2 separate regions of the Mus musculus genome follow, and region 2 is linked to region 1. The links are chromatin loops, found by intact Hi-C in ENCODE. Cell type or tissue: gastrocnemius. All regions are shown on one strand. Each heading gives the region's core, and the rest is flanking DNA. Links, peaks and the distances in the headings are about the cores only. Region 1 overlaps Trpm3 (transient receptor potential cation channel, subfamily M, member 3). Region 2 overlaps Mamdc2 (MAM domain containing 2).

The links. A loop is a pair of places that touch in the nucleus more often than their neighbours do. Peaks named below come from ENCODE experiments on the same cell type or tissue, not always from the same donor. Only the 100,000 strongest peaks of a DNase experiment are listed, where the experiment ranks them.
Region 2: a loop joins it to region 1, with 2.5 times the contacts of the local background. A loop is called at or near these places in 4 of 42 quality-filtered maps.

Annotation. Positions count from the first base shown.
Region 1 is chr19:22,910,526-22,919,708 of GRCm38, forward strand. It overlaps Trpm3 (transient receptor potential cation channel, subfamily M, member 3), which reads left to right. Exons shown (of 26, transcript NM_001362491.1): 20 at 3,906-4,034; 21 at 8,078-8,329. Among named protein-coding and RNA genes, the nearest start is that of Gm52388, 12 kb to the right of the region's middle. In gastrocnemius, for the core only: no CTCF peak of the experiment used is centred there; DNase peaks (open chromatin) are centred at 4,566, 5,468 and 6,299; H3K4me3 peaks cover 1,461 bases; H3K27ac peaks cover 3,976 bases.
Region 2 is chr19:23,305,196-23,314,378 of GRCm38, forward strand. Mamdc2 (MAM domain containing 2) reads right to left here. Exons shown (of 14, transcript NM_174857.3): 12 at 5,567-5,826. It overlaps Gm41821 (a long non-coding RNA gene), which reads left to right. Exons shown (of 3, transcript XR_877770.2): 3 at 4,321-4,459. Among named protein-coding and RNA genes, the nearest start is that of Gm41821, 9.9 kb to the left of the region's middle. In gastrocnemius, for the core only: a CTCF peak has its summit at 4,989 (motif pointing left); no DNase peak of the experiment used is centred there.

The DNA of each region.
Region 1 (9,183 bases), core at 1,981-6,980:
AAACCTTTGGTGGGTCAGGTTGAAGTCCAGCGTAGATGGAGCACCTCTATGGACAGACTGTCTATAAGTCACAACTTCCAGTCTGTCACACTTTCTCACTCAGACACAACTAAACAGCATGCAGCTCAAAGCAAGAAAACCTCCAGTCCTGGCAAGCATTCTCCAGGAATCACACCCTACATACACTTCCTGCCTGCAAAGCCATGGGCTGTCCCTGAAGTGGCGTCTGCTGTGGTCGAAAGAGACATAGTTGCATTTTCTTTCTCCTTTCCAATGACATTTTCCAGTGGTTCTCAACCTGCCTGATGCTGTGGACCTTTAACACAGTTCCTCTAGTGGTGGTGGCCCCCAAACGTAAATTAATTTTGTTGCCGCTTCGTTAGCTGCAGTCTTGCTACTGGTGTGAATTGTGATGTAAAAATCTGGCATTTCCGATGGGGTCCTGACCCACAGGTTAAGAACCACTGAAGCTTAGCATGAACTGTTGGCCTAACCATCTCTAATTCTGTCCAGCCCACTAGAGTGACATAGATAAAGGACAATGTGTCTGTATTTTTAGATTCTCCCACAGCCAGCTGCAGAGCAGTCATTAGAATCAAGGACAGGATAATCTAGGTCCGAGCACAAGAAAAGCTCAAACAACCGTGTAAGTTGCTTCCTGTGCAGTCCAGCATGCTAATATTTAACACCGCCTAGAAAGAAAAACCTTACATCCTCAGCACTGGTGATATTTTTTGCTAGGATAAATCTTTGTCGTGCCGCAGCATCCCTGGTCTGCGCCCACCAGATGCCAGTATCACAGTCTGTCCTTTAAGAAGGACAGCCAAAATGTTTCCAAGCATTTGTAGGATTAAAAACTAACACTGATGAAAAGCCGTTACTGTAAAGGATGATCTAAACAGTATGAGAGAATTAAAAAAAAAAAACGCACATATTACATGTATATTCATTTTAATAAAATAAATTTTCAAATTCATTGACATTATGAAATAATCTCCATCATAGAATAACAGACATTCAAAAGCCCAGCTTGCATTTTTACAGTGCAGCAGAGCTGTGACTACAAATAGGTCCACCTGTGTCCCTCTGTGCTGTGTATGTGACACCATACAAGTTACTTACGCATTCTGTCCCTCGCTTCTATAAGATATGGATAATAATACCACCTACTTTATGAAGATTAATGTGAAGTACATAAAGCACTTACAATAGTCTTTGGACCGGTGAGTACAGTGTGGGAGTAACTAGTGTTATTATTCTAGCTTAAGTCACATTTCAGAGAGGCAGTCAGGGCCAGAGTCATCTGTCCACTCAGCACCACAAGCATCACTTATAGAGCAGACTATGTTTAAGCAAGGTTCCAGATGCTTCGCAAATGACCTCCCTGAGGCTAACAGCAGCTTCATCAATAGAACATCTGTACCTCCTTTGCATGCCCACATCTGCCCTTTTCCTTCTATTCTTCTGATTCAGTTGACACAACCAAAAATGGAATAAAAAACTAGAGCCAGAAAGAAACTCTGCTCCTATGGTCTACAAACTAAAGCTCTTTTTCTTTCTTTTTTATTTCATTTATTCTATAGTGCCATGCCTCAAATCCAGTGCCTGAGGCGTGTTAGGCAAGTGTTATACCACCAAGCTACAGCCCCAGCTTGGCTTTGTTTGTTAGTTTTGTTTTTACCTTTAAAAAAAAAAAAGATTGAAATAGCTTTAAAAATAATAGAATAGCTTGTGAAATATGGAGTTCAAAAATTTCAGTGTTTATTATACCTGGCCACACATGTGCTAAAACAAAATAAAGTTAATTATGAGCACACACACACACAAAAACCAACAACAAACAAACCCTCTTGGCCTACACAACCACCCTGTGGACTTTTGCAAATGTTAGCAGATTCCTGGTCCAAGCATAGGAGAAACTGATGGGAGGAATTGTGTAAAGAATTAAGCATCTCTTGGATGAACACTGGCCCTACTTAGCTTTCCAAGCCTTGGCTTCTTCATTGGTGCTCAACATTCCCACCATTTGAATTCCTTGATCCTCTTGGTCCCCACTGATTCAACTCAGACAATTTTTAGCTCCAATGCTTTTGCCTCACAAGTACCCTGGCCAGTGGCTCTCGGCCTTGGCACCTCCATAAGATGATCACTGGAATCACCCAAGCCACTTTTGGTTTGAGGTTTTGTCTTTGTCTGTGCCACAGTTGTACCTAGACGAGTGTCAAGATATAATGGTGGTGTCAGGGGTACCGTTGATTCACATTAAAAGTCTACTCAAGTTATAAAATGAAGGAAAGAGCCCATTGGTAGATAAGACAACATCTCTATGGTTCCACATCTCATATCTCCTAGCTAGGCTGTGGCTTCTGCCACATAACTTGCCTTTACAGCCCCAAGGTCACCCAATGTCTTCAGCTCCTCAAATCTGCAGTCCTCCTACCCACAGTCTGCCCTGTAGTTTGCCACATGACCCATCAAGGCATACAGATTGGGATCAGCTCACTCTGGGTTCCCGTCCACAGCCCCTGAGGCCAGTCAGGGCCTTGCTCATCTAGGAGCATGGCCTACAGGAGGTTTCGCTCAACTGCCATTCCCCTTGGGGTAAATTTTCTTATGCAAGAGCGCCACAAATTCCTTCCTTCCCACGTTGACATCAGTGAATCTTTCAGGAACAGACTCCAAGCCTTGGCCCTGAGGAGTATAACTCATAACTAGCATTTCAGCCAGTCACATCAGGACTCAAACTCCAGATGCTGGAGCCTCAGGAGGATTTGATCCACTCTGGTACACAGCAGGCCACACACCCCAGGCCTTCCCATAAACTGCTTTATTTTCTCTTGGTTTATTTCAAAGAAGCAGAAAGCAAACTGGAATATTCCAACCATGGTAGGACAAGATGACAATACAGTGGAAAACAGGTAAAGAAGCTGACCACTGCAGGTCATAAACACCAGGAAGACATTATAAACTCAGGAGAGAGCAGAAGTGGAGCCTGGAGATTACGTCTAGTCAATTTACACTGTAGTTTGACCAACTTATAAGTATATCGCTGTCTTCCTTTCTTTCTGGTGGGCATTAATCTACCTGGCAGGTATGGGGGGGAGGATTAAGTATACATTTGTAATGTTTTAGAAATAATTTTTCAACAATAATTTAAAAATTAATAACATTTGAAAGTAAGTGTCACCCTAGCATGGAAAGCCAAGTCTATACGTAAGCAAGAACAGCCCTGATAGGACAGGTTCTTTTCTAAGTCAGAACACCAGAACACATACAAAAACACACACACACACACACACACACACACACACACACACGTGAACACATACACATGAGCATACACACATATGAACACACACACATGAACATACATACACATGAACACACACATGAACACAAACACGTGAACATACATACACATGAACACATATACATGAAGATATACACACATGAACACATACACACATCCCAACAGCTGGTGACAGGCACACAGATTCATACACAGTGACAGAAAGCTCCAAGGTTGGGCCCCAGAGGCACGTATCAGGGTCACAACTAACTTCAAAAACCAAATGATTTTAACTATGATAGCCTATTTTAAACCTACGTGGGGCAGAGATGGCTGAGCAGGTAAGGAATCTTGCCATCAGCCCAGCGACCTGTGTTCGCTCCTCAGAACCCACATGGTGGATAGAAAGAGCAGCTTCTGTGAACTGTCCTCGGGCCCCACAGGAATGCACACAGAAAACTAATATTTTTTGGTATCTAAGACTCTACATCTCCTTTGCCATGGGTTCCCTGCTTGCTGACCTTGCTCTGTGCTGCCACAGTGCAGCGGGCTCACCCGGGGCCCCGCTCCCAGGCCTCTGCAGTTAGACTACTTACTGTATTGTATTTCCTTACAGCTGGCGTATATTGGATACCTGATGCTCTTCAACTACATCGTGTTAGTGAAGATGGAGCGCTGGCCTTCCACTCAGGAATGGATTGTCATCTCCTACATTTTCACTCTGGGAATAGAGAAGATGAGAGAGGTAACAAAATGAAATAATAAATAAATGAAATAATAAATAAATGAAAACGGAAGGGAGATGTTGGCTCATCGACTCTGGCGAGGGAGAGCCAAGAGGGGAACGTGGGGTCCAAATTAAGCCCCAAACTGTGTTCTGGAGAGTTGCTAAGGGCTGCTGCTCTCCTCTGTGTCAAACCTAGAGAGGTATCCTAGAGCAATTAAGTCTATTTCCTGCTTACATGCTTTTTGCTCCAAGAGTTCTCCAGTGGGCTTCGATATCATTTACACCTCTGTCTTCTCATCCCTGTGAGGATGACGCTGTAAATTTTGCTATTCTTAACTCCCATCTCAGCCTCTTACTTGGGATCTCCTTGGGCATTGTCCACCAATCCAGTGTCACCTCTCCAAATGTATTTCAGCAACTCGCCATCAAGCACAGTTCCCTGAGTTCAATGCCCAGAACCCACACGGTGAGCAGGGAGAAACAACTCCTCTGCATGTATCCTTTTGTTCAGTTTGTTTTTGAGTTGGTTCCTTCTTGATGTCTATCCTGCACATGCTGATCGTCCGCCAGCCTTCCACCCCTAGGGAGCATCATGGAGGCTGGACACACAGTTGTGGTATTTCAAGTTGAGGATGTAGTAGTTCTCTCCTCACCTACCACCAGACAGCCTAAGAAATGCCCACCCCTGTGTGACATGTTTGAAGTCAAAGCTAACCACATGGACAGGATATTTTATTCAGTGCTAAAAAAGAAATGAGTCATGAGGCTATGGGAAAATGTAGGTGTGTAATCATAAAAAGAAAAAAATCTGAACAGGATATATTCTTTATGATTCCAGACATGAAGTTCTGGGGAAACTTGTGGGGGAGCACTATGGGACCAGTGAGATAGGTGGTTGCCGGGGTAGGACTTTGGAATGATGGTAGGTGAAGGCTAGGGCTTCTAAGGGCACAAAAATTCTTTGTACGCCTTTCTAGTGATGGATTCAAATTGTTCCACATAGGTTCAAACCCATAGAGTGTACCCTGATGTGAACTGTAGTCTCTGAGTGATAATGTGTCAACATCAATCCACCACTTAAGACCCTTTGTAGGGATCCACACTTACCATGGAAAGTGCCTTCTGCAAACTTAGTACTGCTCCAAACACTTAAGTTTTAAAGAGAAAGAAAGAAGAGAAGAGAAGAGAAGAGAAAAGAAAAGAAAAGAAAAGAAAAGGAAAGGAAAGAAGAGAAAAGGAGAGAGAGAAAGAGAGAGAGAAGGAAAACAACAAGAAACAAAAAAAGAAAGAAAGAAAAAAGAAAAAGGAAAAAAGAAAAAAGAAAAAGAATAGCTAACCCCAGCCGCCCTTTTGAGTCCAAGCTTCTAAAAGCTCTGTGGTCAAGAAACAGTCCACAAGAGGGCGCAGCAATCCTGCCCAGTGCGCTCCACAAACTCCAACCTCACCAGAGAAAACCTGCCCGGAAGGAAGACAGCAAGGTGAAGCGACTCCTCTGCTTGTTCCCTGGAGCTGCAGTGAGTGGGCGGGGCCGTTTCAGTAGGAACCGTTCCTGTCAAGGCTGCGGTTCTGGGAGCCCCGGAACAATCCTGGTTTCTTCATTACAGTGGGTGGGTACGGAGGGAGGCAGGGCCAGTTGTTAAAACCTACAAGCCCACCTTCGTCACCCAGACAGCTTCACAGACTGAATTTCATCTCTGGGATGGTTTCCAAAGAAGAAAGATGTGCTATCTATTAAACTTAACTGCACTGAGATTTACATACACACACACACACACACACACACACACACACACACACACTTTGCATTCAGCACCTTTCTCTGGAGCTGTTTGGGTGCTATTTTCATTCTAATTAGCATTCCCCCATCCCAGAAGCTTGAGAGTGGTGTACAAGTCTCAGTCTGATTAGAGACTGGATTAAATGACTAGGGGACCAAGGTAGGAAGATGTCTGTGTTGGTGCGGCCAATTCTCTGCACTGGGTTCTGCCATTCAGAGGGCCTTCCGTTTCTTGAACAGTACCATGGACTTGTAAGCTGAAAAAACAGAAATAAATTTGCCTGGGACTTTGTGTAGCTCTGAGAACTGAGCCCGCTTCCGCTAGGAGCCCTGCCGCCTTGTGATGCCAGCCAGTATTCTGGAGACTCAATACCCAGCCACATATTCCTTCCCCATCACAAGCAGAGGAGGGAAAGACTGGAGTGTGGAGACTGGAGTCTGTCCAGGACGAGGCTGGAAGAAGACAGGGAGCAGCCTGTACTCCGCGGACTGTTCTGGATTAGCTGCCAAGTGGGCAGGCGGCCAGCAACCTCCAGCCCTGGCTATCCATTTCTTAGGAAGCTGCGCGTCACGGCAGGCAGGGTGGGGCTTCCGATGCCGGGTCAGGACCGGGTCAGCTGAAGAGTGCTTGTCTCTGAGGAAGATGTGGGGAAGTGAGGTTGTGGCCATTTTTGTGTGTGTGCCTGACCTTTTTCTCTGCAACTGGTGAGGTCGCCTTTCCCCCTACCCCCATGTCTTTACTTTGAACTCTGTAAGGAAGGGCTCAACTATGGAATGGGTGACAACTCCCACAAGCACTGGCCTTCCTGCCTCCTCGTGGTTGGTACACAAGCCCTTGGGAACTCAGATGCTAGATCCTGGAAGGATGGAAAATTTTGCATGCTTCCGTGCCTCCCAAGCAAACACGAGGAAGGCTGTGGTTTCATGTGCTGCCTTCCCATTCTCTTTAGCGCATACTTCTGCATGTAGTCACCAGAGCCGGGCCACAGTAAGCCCTTAATACTATGGAACTGTTTACAGCGAGCCTTAGTAGACATTATCTCACCCAGTTCTCCCACAAGTCTATGAGGGCAGCGGCAGCCATGATCATCACATCCACCCACCACCCACCCTCCCACCCCCCCCACCCCCGTTTACAGGTCTGGGAAACAAGATTGAGCAATTGTTTGGTATGCCACAACCAGAAAAAAGTGAGCTAGGTCTGAAACCTCTTGGGTCGTCTGAAATTCACTTCCCTTTCCACTCTCCCATGATGCTCTACTGCAGTGGTTCTCAGCCTGTGGGTTTTGTTCCCCCCCTTGAGGGTAGAATGACCCTTTCACAGGGGTTGCCTAAGACCCTCAGAAAATGCAGATATTTGTATTATGATTCATAGCAGTAGCAAAATTGCAGTTATGAAGTGGCAACAAAAAATGATGCTATGGTTGAGAGGGTCACTACAACATGAAGGACTGTATTAAAGGGTCACAGCATCAGGAAGGCTGAGAACCACTGGTCTACTAGATCCCAGGATTCTAAGGCCCGTGTTAAGGGATGGCTTAGCAGTGATGGCGCAGAAGAGGAACTCAGCCATTTACTCCTGGTTCACACCAACTCCCTCTTTATCTCTCTAGCTAGATAGATAGCTTAGGAAATGCAGTATAATTTACCTGTAATGAAAGGAACCCATGCTGAAGTGCTGTTTGATGGTCCTTTGCTTACACATACAACTCTAATCACCAACGATGTCATGGTTTAGGTTTTTAAAGAGCACATTGTGTGTTGTTGCTCAGGAAATAAATGGTAGGCTGGTGGCCACAGTGACGACAGGCATGCCATTAGAAAATCGGTGCCACCATGTGCCTTATCTAATGGGACTTAGACTTCAGTGGCAACCATGGGGGTGGAGAGAAGCCATTAATGGGGTTGTACTTGCAGGTGATGCAAGAGAGGAATGGGAGGTGTCCTGTAGGAGTGGCCCATGTCCTTCAGTGCTGAAGAGCTGTTTACTGAGATAAAGATTTTGTAGCTCTGCAATGTGTTGGGAATACATAATGTTGTAGCAAAAGCCTGCAGTGCCTCAGAATTGCCAGACAATACCAAGGATCAAACCTGTTGTTTACATCTGCTTCCAGACTGTGTGCACCTGGATGACCTAAGCTTAGCTCAATTGTAAATTTGTAGCATACAGGTATTCGAGTAGCCAGATAGCCTCCTATGTCCACTAACGGACAAAGAAAGCACTTACCAGCTGAGCTGAAAGTATAGGAGAAGCCAGACCTAAGCCCTCTCTGCTGCCTCGTAGATCCTGATGTCGGAGCCGGGCAAGCTGCTGCAGAAGGTGAAGGTGTGGCTTCAGGAGTACTGGAACGTCACAGACCTCATCGCCATCCTTCTCTTCTCGGTGGGAATGATCCTTCGTCTTCAAGATCAGCCCTTCAGGAGTGACGGGAGGGTCATCTACTGTGTGAACATCATTTATTGGTATATCCGTTTGCTGGACATCTTCGGCGTGAACAAGTATCTGGGCCCATATGTGATGATGATTGGGAAAATGGTAAGCAAGGTCAACTGGTTCCGTGTTACCCATTCACAGAGGCAGATCCATAATCGTAGACAGAGAAATGTGAGTCATCTGGATTTGCTACCAAGGTCTGCAGGAGATGGCCCCAGGGGTGTTTGAGTTTTTAAATTCCCTTTGAGTGTTTTGTGAATTTGACTATAATTGCTATATAAAGACTAAAGAATTTAATCACCATCCACCGATTTACTAACTGAAGCATATGGAAAGATCACCTGCATTACGTCAGGCACAGGCTTACGAGTAGAGCAAAGCTGGGCAGTGGTTCCATAGGCCTTTGATCCCAGCACTCAGGAGGCAGAGGCACACGGACCTCTGAGATCAAGGCCCCTTATCTACAGAGCTAGTTCTAGGGCAGCCAGGGCTACACAGAGAAAGCCTATCTCCAAAGAAAAAGAAAAGTTGGGCAAAAATGCCGTTTTGTGAGATTGGGGCAGAAGGAGAGGAAAGGAAGTACTTTGCATACAGGGTGAAAGATGCTCAGAGAGACCTACAAAGTACAGAAAGACCACAGGTAACAGTGGGTTCACTCAGGATGCTCACAGAGGCCAGGCTTGGAGGAGGACTTGGGCTCTGTCTTAGTCAGGGTTTCTTTCTATTCCTTCACAAACATCATAACCTAGAAGCAAGTTGGGGAGGAAAGAGTTTATTCAGCTTACACTTCCGCATTGCTGTTCATCACCAAAGGAAATCAGGACTGGAACTCAAGCAGGTCAGGAAGCAGGAGCTGATGCAGAGGCCATGGAGGGATGTTACTTACTGTCTTACTTCCCCTGGCTTGCTGGGCTTGCTCTCTTTTAGAACCCAAGACTACCAGCCCAGGGATGGCA
Region 2 (9,183 bases), core at 2,086-7,085, 390 kb after region 1:
CTGAGGCTTCAGGTTTTCCTGAAGGTTGAACCATTATTTCCTGTTTTCAGATATAGACACAGCTGTGCTATAGCTTTCCTGGTTCCCCAGATGGCATGTTACCTGTCATGGAAATTCTTAACCCATTTCTATAGTAAACTCTTCTCTTTCCTTTGGTCTTTCCGACCATCTGCCTGCCCATCCTTCAGAGTTCCATTTCTCTAGATAACTCTAATTTATAGACAACGCTAAGCAAGGATCAAAATCAGTGGCAAGAAAAGGGGGTAAAACGTTCTAGTGCATCTGCATAGAACATTATCTGAGTGCGATTAATAAACACTTCAGTTTTCGGAACACCAGCAATCAATCTGGTTTTAGGATTCAAATTATTAAATAGACAAGATCTGATGGAATGATATTCTGAATAATTTGTGTTTTGGCCAAACTCTGGACTTTATAAACCTATTATGAATTTCCTTAATATCTGAGTGACAGCCATGTGCTATATCTGTGACTTCTCTGTTATTGCTGTAGATATGTGGCAGCAAACCTTTTTTTTTTTTTTTTTTTTTTTGATTCACGTACAAGATTATTCTGGCTTGTCTTTGGGCTTTAAGTCTAACCAACCCTATCCTGTAGCAAAGAATAAACATATTTATGTACAGAACAACTACAATAAATGTAGGATTAAATTAGATATGTGATTGGTTCCCAAACTGCAGGCTAAGACATCCAAGTGTATTTACAAGGATGCTGGAGGATATTTTGAAATTTCAGATAAAATTATTCAACTTTTAGCAATACTGTGGGAACTACTAGTTGAAAGTCATTCAAAGAGCCAACATTAGATGGGCCTATATTCCTTTTGATAACATCATTATATAGTGGAGGTTTTGGTAGCAGCTATAATTAAAAGCAAGTATAATGTAAAACTTTGTACAGAACTTTAATGAAGGTAGTATATGTAGACCGGTCTAACTTTCACAAGATCTGAAACCTTGGCTGGTTTGCACATTACACAGCATATATATATATATATATATATATATGTATATATATATATATATATATATATATACACACACATCTACATGTGAAATGGCTACTAAGTCATTAGGATATACCTTTTCTTAAGTTATTTGGTCCTAAAGACTTAGGAAATAGAGCCGGGCATGGTGGCGCACGCCTTTAATCCCAGCACTTGGGAGGCAGAGGCAGGCGGATTTCTGAGTTCGAGGCCAGCCTGGTCTACAGAGTGAGTTCCAGGACAGCCAGGGCTATACAGAGAAACCCTGTCTCGAAAAACCAAAAAAAAAAAAAAAAAAAAAAAAAAAAAAGACCTAGGAAATAGAACCAATGGGTACTTCTTTTGGTCAAGAAAAAACAGGTCAAAATTACCAAGACTAAGGCAACAAAGTAGAGGTGGGCATGGTGGTTTAATGTTCCCGAACCACAGCATTTGGAAGGCAAAGAAAGGCTCATGAGCCCAGGGTCAGCCTTGGCTGCATCTCGGAAGGGAGACAAAGCAAGATTCTGTAGGCTTCTGATGACTTCTTACGGCTGCTTCCTAACCAGCCTGGTGCTCTTACCAGGACCAGAGTTCGAGGGCCCAAGTATCCCGCCTCCTCTAGTGCTGTGCTCTCCACGTAGCTGCTAGAGCTACTGCTGAGAAGCAGATCGTTACCTTAAATCCACCTGCCAGGTTCCCACTGCTTCTGGAATAATTTCAAAACGCTTACCATGTCCTGTGAAGCTTTCTAAAAGTATCCCAGTACTGGGGCATATGATCACATGCCAGGAAGCAGGAGTGGGTGGGTTGGGGATCAGGGTAGGGGGTGGGTATGGGGGCTTTCTGGATAGCATTTGAAATGTAAATGAAGAAAATACCTAATAAAAAAAAGTATCCCAGTACTCTGTTGGCTTTATCACCTAATCATATCTCTCTCTCTCTCTCTCTCTCTCTCTCTCTCTCTCTCTCTCTCTCGCGTTCCCTCCAATTAATATTATTTTTATTAGGCAAACCATCCTTCTATATCTTTAAAGGTTCAACATGACATTTCAATATATGTTAATAATACACAAAGATTAAATCAGGCAGATCATTGTTTGGTTCATCATTTTCTGATGATGATAAATTTAAAATCTACTTGCCTAGTCATTTTGGAATATATAATACATTGTTATTGACTGGAGTCACTCTGTTGTACAATAGGTCTTTTTGTCTAGCTAAAACATCATGGGCTTTGACCAACAACTTATTATTCCATCACTTCCCTTGTCACATCCAGGTTAGCTATCCTTTAGTCAACTCTGTTACTGTCCATTCAAAAGGATTTATTTCTATTGGCATTGGCATTGTATTATCTAATTTTAGCTTAAATAAATACATAAATAAATAAATTAAAGTTTTTCATTTATGTGTACGTGTGTAAGTCTATGTGTGTGTCTGTGTGCATGCACATATGGAAGCTAGGAGAGGGTGTCAGATCCTGGAAGTGGAGTTGCAGGATGTGTAGAACCACCCAACAAGGGTGCTGGAAGCAGACTCACGTTCTTTGGAAGACATAAAGTGCTCTTCACTGCTGAGGCATCTCTCCAGCCCCCAGCTTAGAGTTTAGTGTGTTTTTTTTTTTTTTAAATCACTCTCCTACAAGAACATAAACTCAAAAAAAAAAAAAAAGACTGCCACATTATATTTATTGCAGAAATTTGGCATATATTACATGCCTGAGGTCAATTGATATTTATTAAAATGAGGTATCTTATACAAAACCACAAGAACTCAATCTGGATGCCTGATACAGCTATTGAGAATGTCAGTCTGCCACGGAGGTGAGAACTAGATTCCAGGGAAACCTGAGAAGAAGATGTGGTTTTTAAAAACAGTGAGACATTTTAAAATCGTTTGGTACATTGAAATTTATAAAAAACCTTTTCACACACACATACACAATCTCATTTAATGCCAGCTTTGACTCTGCTGGTGACAGCATGATGGGAATTATTTACCCGTTTTGAAGATTTAGAAACTATCCCAACACAGATAAGGCTTGTCCAAGGTCACTTGATGCTTGTGACCTTAAGGGAATAAGGAGAATCTGGAAGTTGTTCTGCGGGGCAGCGGACAGTGTAGAACTGTGGTTATGGAAACGGGCTTTGGTACTGGGCAGACAGGGGTGTGAGTTCTCTACCAGCATCAACTTTTCTCTATCTATAAGGGACTATGGCATTAATTGGAACAACGTATATACAGCTCTTAGCAGTCTAAGTACCCACTGCATAACAGATGGCCAGGCTATGCACATGACTGTGTCTGTATTTTATTAAACAGTAGAATGTAGCCTAGTTCCCCTACAGTTATGTGGGATTCCTGCAGTGAGCACTAGGAACAGCTGAAGAAAATGATCACCTGTTCCATTATCAGCCAAAGGGGCGGTCTACTCCAGAGTGTTCCTTCTAGACTGTGAACTGAAAGTCTCTATAAAGTGTTTCACACTCTTTGAACTACAACATTCCAAAATGGCAGCTCGGAGGCTTTGCTGTGGGCTATGTTTAAAAGTTCTTCAAGGAGCTGGAGAGATGGCTCAGCGGTTAAGAGCACTGACTGCTCTTCCGAAGGTCCTGAGTTCAAATCCCAGCAACCATATGGTGGCTCACAACCATCTGTAATGAGATCTGACTCCCTCTTATGGAGTGTCTGAAGACAGCTACAGTGTACTTACATATAATAAATAAATAAATCTTTTTAAAAAAAAGTTCTTCAAGCTGTGTGTGGTGGTAGAATCCCAGCAATAGGAATTTAAGAAGGAGACCCTGAGCTGGAGACTAATTTAGGTTTAGGCTACATAACTAGACTTCTTGAAACAAAAACAGAACCAGTTTCCAAGATCATCTACCCAGCAAACATAGCATATTTTTTTTAAAGACCCTTATATATTGATTCTTGGATTTTTAAAGAGAATTTGTGTATCACTCTCATTTGAGAATACATACTGACCTGAGAGTATATAGCTCAGTGATGGAACACTTGCCTGGCATGCATGAGGCAATACACACAATTGTCTATACTGTAAATTGTGTGTGTGTGTGTGTGTGCACGCGCGCGCATGTGCGTAGGCATGTGCACACACCCATGCATGCACGTGTGTGTCAATGCTTGGATGCCACTTCCAAAGAATTAGATTCATTTAAGTCTGGAGATTTTCTATTTTTAGCTTGTATCAGAATCATTTGGGTTTATTAAAAATAAATTTCTGGGACGCCAAAGCCCTCCCATGTTTCTGGTTTAGCATTCTGAGGTGGATCCCGAGAATTAACATTTTGGGTGAACTTATTTTTCAGGTATTTTTGATGCTGCTGGTACCTGGACCATCCCTTGAGGTCCATTTGATGAAGAGTCTGACTTCCCTGGAGCCTAACAAGATTGATCTGCCATCTCTGGATGATGCTCAACTATGGTAGTAAGTTTTCATCTGGCCCATGTACCTTCTGTAACAGTCATAAAAAAAATCTTCATGGAGCAATCTGCCATTCTCTAATACATCTCCAAACAGTTATATGTGCTTGGCTGGCGGACCATCCTAGACAGAAGAGCGTCTTCCTCCTGTCATTTATTGCCCATTAATGTAGAAGCTTGAGTGGCAATTTATCCAGCCATTTGAGTTGTGATATCTTCACTTTAGATCTTTAGAAAATCAGTTTGTGTTGTAGAATGGTGAGAAAAAAATAAAAGTTTGTATTTTGAATACCTCTTCCCGGGAAGATCTGAGCTTCTACCAGGCAGCCAGCCAGAGGTTAAAGCTGCCTGGGCCTAGGGAGTTTACCACCCAGAAGCAAAGCTGCAGAAGAAGTTGGAGCGTTAATTGGAGGGCATGCTCACACCAGAATTTTACAGAGTGGTTTTGAAAATAGTTAGGAGTCTGAAGGTTGCCACCTCAGAGCAACCTTTGGTGGCTGTGTGAAACCCTTGGCTATCCTGTGCTTTTCTAGACTAGAGCAGTTTCTTAGCTCCCCCTACTGGAAGGGCTGTATACTTCTAGGACAGGGGTTTTTCTATACCACATGGAATGTTGAGGGTCTGGGGTGATGATGACCATGGACTTGGGATCAGGACCCCTAGTTTCTTCTACAACAATATAGTCATGCCTACAGAGGCTTATAAAACTTACCATGGGCTATACACACTCATACGTGGAGGCTTAGGACAAAGGCCCCTACATGCAAATGGATCATGGGTACTAGGAGCAGCAGTAGTGTATTGAGAAGGAAGAAGAGTTCCTTTTGGAAGAAACGTACTTGACATTCACCACACACTAAGATAAAGTAGGTATCCTTTCATCCTTAAATGGTAAAAAAAAAACCAATCACTTTCTGCATGAATGTCCAAAGCGTTAGCTTCCTGTCCAATTATCCGTTCACTGCTTAGAGTTAATCAATAACAAGCTAATTAGGTTTACTTTTCAGCTAATCCTGCCTTTATCTCTGACTCTGAAAAAGGACAAATTATTCTCTTTTTAAGCAAACAACAGGAGAGCACCAGGTGCCTCGGGACATCCTCCCTTGCTGGATCTCACCCCTCGTGGCTTACCTGGTGTCTCCTCCTGCAGCTGTATTCAACCAGTGCCCGCAGCCAGGAGATGCTCTGCTCTCCCCTTCTTCTCCACAACAGGGACTCCTCACTATCTTCTTCCCTTTTCAAATAAACACTCAGCAGGCCAGTCCCTGCTCCGTACATGTGGTAGAAAAACGTCAAGCAGTGTTTCCCAGGGACGCCTCTCAGAGGCTGGGACAAAAGGTGTGCTTTCTGTCCATACACCATGTGGGAGGCTTCGATGTACATGTAGTAACCTTGAGAGGAATGTAAAGCAGGCATGGTTAAAAAAAAAAAAAGAGCCCAGCGTATTTTCTTCATTTGTAGAATTCCTGGAAACATAGCCACTTTGGCTGTAGTACTGAGAAAAATGTTTTATAATCCTGAAGAGTATGTATGATCCAAGAAAAATAGACTGCTGCAAGGATTAGACCACAAAACGATTTTTTTCATTTAATGGTTTATGATTCAGTTAAATAGACAGAAAGGGATTAATACAGCAGTATTATACCACTGGTATTATTATCACATCAGAACATACCTCACTACTTCAGATAATATTCCAAATGTTTTTGTACTCTCTCCAGCTTCACACATTGAAATCCTAGCACCTAAGGTGTCCATATGAAGAGGAGAAGTTGGGAGGCGATTACATCATAAGGGCAGTGACAGCCCCCAGATGAGATCAGCATCTTTATCAAGGACTTCTTACACTAACTCATGTCTTACACTATGAGAGGGGTGCTTGAAGAGAAGGTCACCTCTGAACAAGAAGGCCCTCCCCAGACATCAGATCTGCAGGGACCTTGATCTTGGACTTCCCAGCTCCCCCAACTGTGAGAAGCAAGTATATGTCATTTCTAAACGGTCCATCTTTAATTTGTCACAACAGCCCAAGCATAGCTCCTTCCCAAATCTATCCCAGCTCCTCCAGTTGCTCAGGCCCTGAACATGTGAGCCATACACGCATTACCCCCTCTGTGCTCTCTCCTCCTGCAGGCTGTCAGAACTCCTGGGGGATAAGGGATTTATCTGAATTTATCTGTCTCCAAGATAAATTCACAGCCCCATTCTATTCCCTGGACTGCTAGTGTCCTGGTCCAGTCATTTCACTTGGACTAATGGGGCAGATTCCTGGCTTGGGTGTCTGCTCTTCCCTTATCCCCTAGAATCTAACCTCAGCAGTTTCTATAGCAATCTTTCTAAATGCTCAATATGTGTATGTATGTTGTGTGTCGTGTGTGTGTTTACACACACCTGCGTGTCTCAATGTGAGCACGTCTGCCATCGTGCATGTGTGAAGCAGAGCAGAACCTTAGATGTTGGCTCATGCCTTCCATCTGGTTTGACACAGGGTTTATTTGCAGTTTTTCTGCAGTGTGTGCCGGATTATCAGCCTTGCGAGCTTCTGGGCATCCTTTAGTCTCTGCCTCTCATCTCCCCATAGGAACGCTGGGATTACAGAAGCTGATGCTACTGTATCCCTGGGCTCTGGGGATCCAAATGCAGGTCCTCACGACTTCACAAGTGCTTTTGCTTACTGGGCATCTTCTCAAACCTGGAAAGCTAAATTGTACCATGCCTTTGTGTGAAACTTCCATTAGTTCAGCCCAGAGTCTAGGCTGATGGCCTCAGGATTGCGTCAGCACCTTGAACAACCTGCCAGACTCTTCTGGAGATAATCTCATGTCTCACTCAGTCCTTATATGTTATATGGTACCTTTTCTTATATGTTTATAAGTTACCTTTTTCTATTGGACCTATTCTGACTTCACCACTTCAAGTCACTATCTCCCCCTCTCACCTGCTCCTTCAGCACTCTCATTCCCTATACCTTAATTTATTATGCTTTTGTAACATTTAATTGCCTTTTAATGGGTCATCTAATTTTCTCCTCTTTAATCTTTGTTTCTCTCTTCTGTGTTGCACAAGACCTTCCCTGTTTAGTTCAGTGCAATATTCCCAGTTCTTAGAGTAAGGTTTCAGACATGGTGGACGCTCAAATATTTGTGAGTGAATAGATGGACATCTTTTCTTTTATTGCACTAAGCCACAAACAAGTCTGATCATTTCCAGAGCACCTGACTCCACCAGGCTCACAATGAGAGAATGAGATTCTTGGCAGTGAGATAGGCCTTTGAGTTGGATGCTCTAAGGCAAAGCTACTACAAATCTAAAAGGTGATGAGATCAGAGCCTTATTAAAGAAAATGCTCTTAGACAAGTTACAAGTAACCTGAGGTATTTTGAAAATGAACATACACATAAAGCAGGGAATCGTGGTGCATGCCTGTGGTTCCAGCTCTTTGGAGGCAGAGGCCGAAGCTCAAGGTCATGTTTGACTTTCTAGTGAGTCTGAGGCCAGCCTGGGCTACTTGAGACCTTGTCACAAATTTTTCTTGAAAACATATTGAAAAAAATAAAAACCTGAAACACTCATTCAAAAATACTCCACATGTGTGACAATCCACAACTCTGTAACGTTCATTTGTTCATTGGCACAAAAATTGTTACATTGGATGTTTTTCACATTCCACAATGCAGGAAAACTTTATTGTATTTTATTTTGTGTAACTCTGTACCACTTAAGCTAGTGTCAAAGTAAACAAATACACATGCTTGTGGGTGTACATTCACACACACACACACACACACACACACACACACACACAATCCTAATGGAAGAGTATGTTTAATTTAGTTCCATGAAAAACCAGGTGAAGGCATGAGAATGGCCATGGTATGTCACTGAGCCATGTATTTAGGAGTTCTGTGCTTCCTGTGTGCAACTTAGTGGCACAGTAGAGTGACATTACCTTAAGACATGCTCAATAAAAAAAGCATTCTGAAGTGTGTGTAATAGTATATCCTACAATCCCAGTACTTGTGAAACTGAGGCAAGAGGATTGAGAATTTGATGTTAGCCTGAGCTGTATAAAAAGAAAAAAATATTTCAAGAAATAAATTTTAAGGTAACAAGAAAAAAAATGAAAAAAAAATTGTATTTTGCTTTGGAGTTCTCCAAGGCTCACTAGAAATCCCATGTAAAAAGACCTTTGCTACAGGTGAGACTCTAGTAGGAACGGCATTATTATCCTTTAAATATACCCTCCCTGTGCAAGTGCGAAGAACAGATTATGAGGGGCTGAGAGATAAAGGAGGAAGCAATGGACTCCTCATGAGTAACAGATGGCCTGAGATCACTTAATGATGATAATTCTTGGCCATGGTCATTCTGAGATCCTAGAAGATGAACAAACTCTCAGCCACTCCCTGAGTATTGGTTCAAATTCTTCCTGAGTACAAGATACTAGTTTCTTTAACATTGAAAGGGATAGTCTTATGTTGTGCCAGGTTCTCCTGGCAGGCCGGTGGACTGCAACTAAATCAGGGCTGCCTGTGCTGCCCCCTACAGCCTCACCTCCCTCCCTTTGGACTACATATTCCTATAAATACAACTTCTACAGCCTGTTTGCTTTCTGGTCCTGCATTTCTGAGTCTTGGGTGTCAGGTGAAAGCTATCAGCTAAGACTAATAATTCCAAGGGGCTTTCAGCTGAGTGCCGTGTGATTTGAAAGGAAGTCCACCGTGCTTGACCCAGGTAAGTGTGCTTTG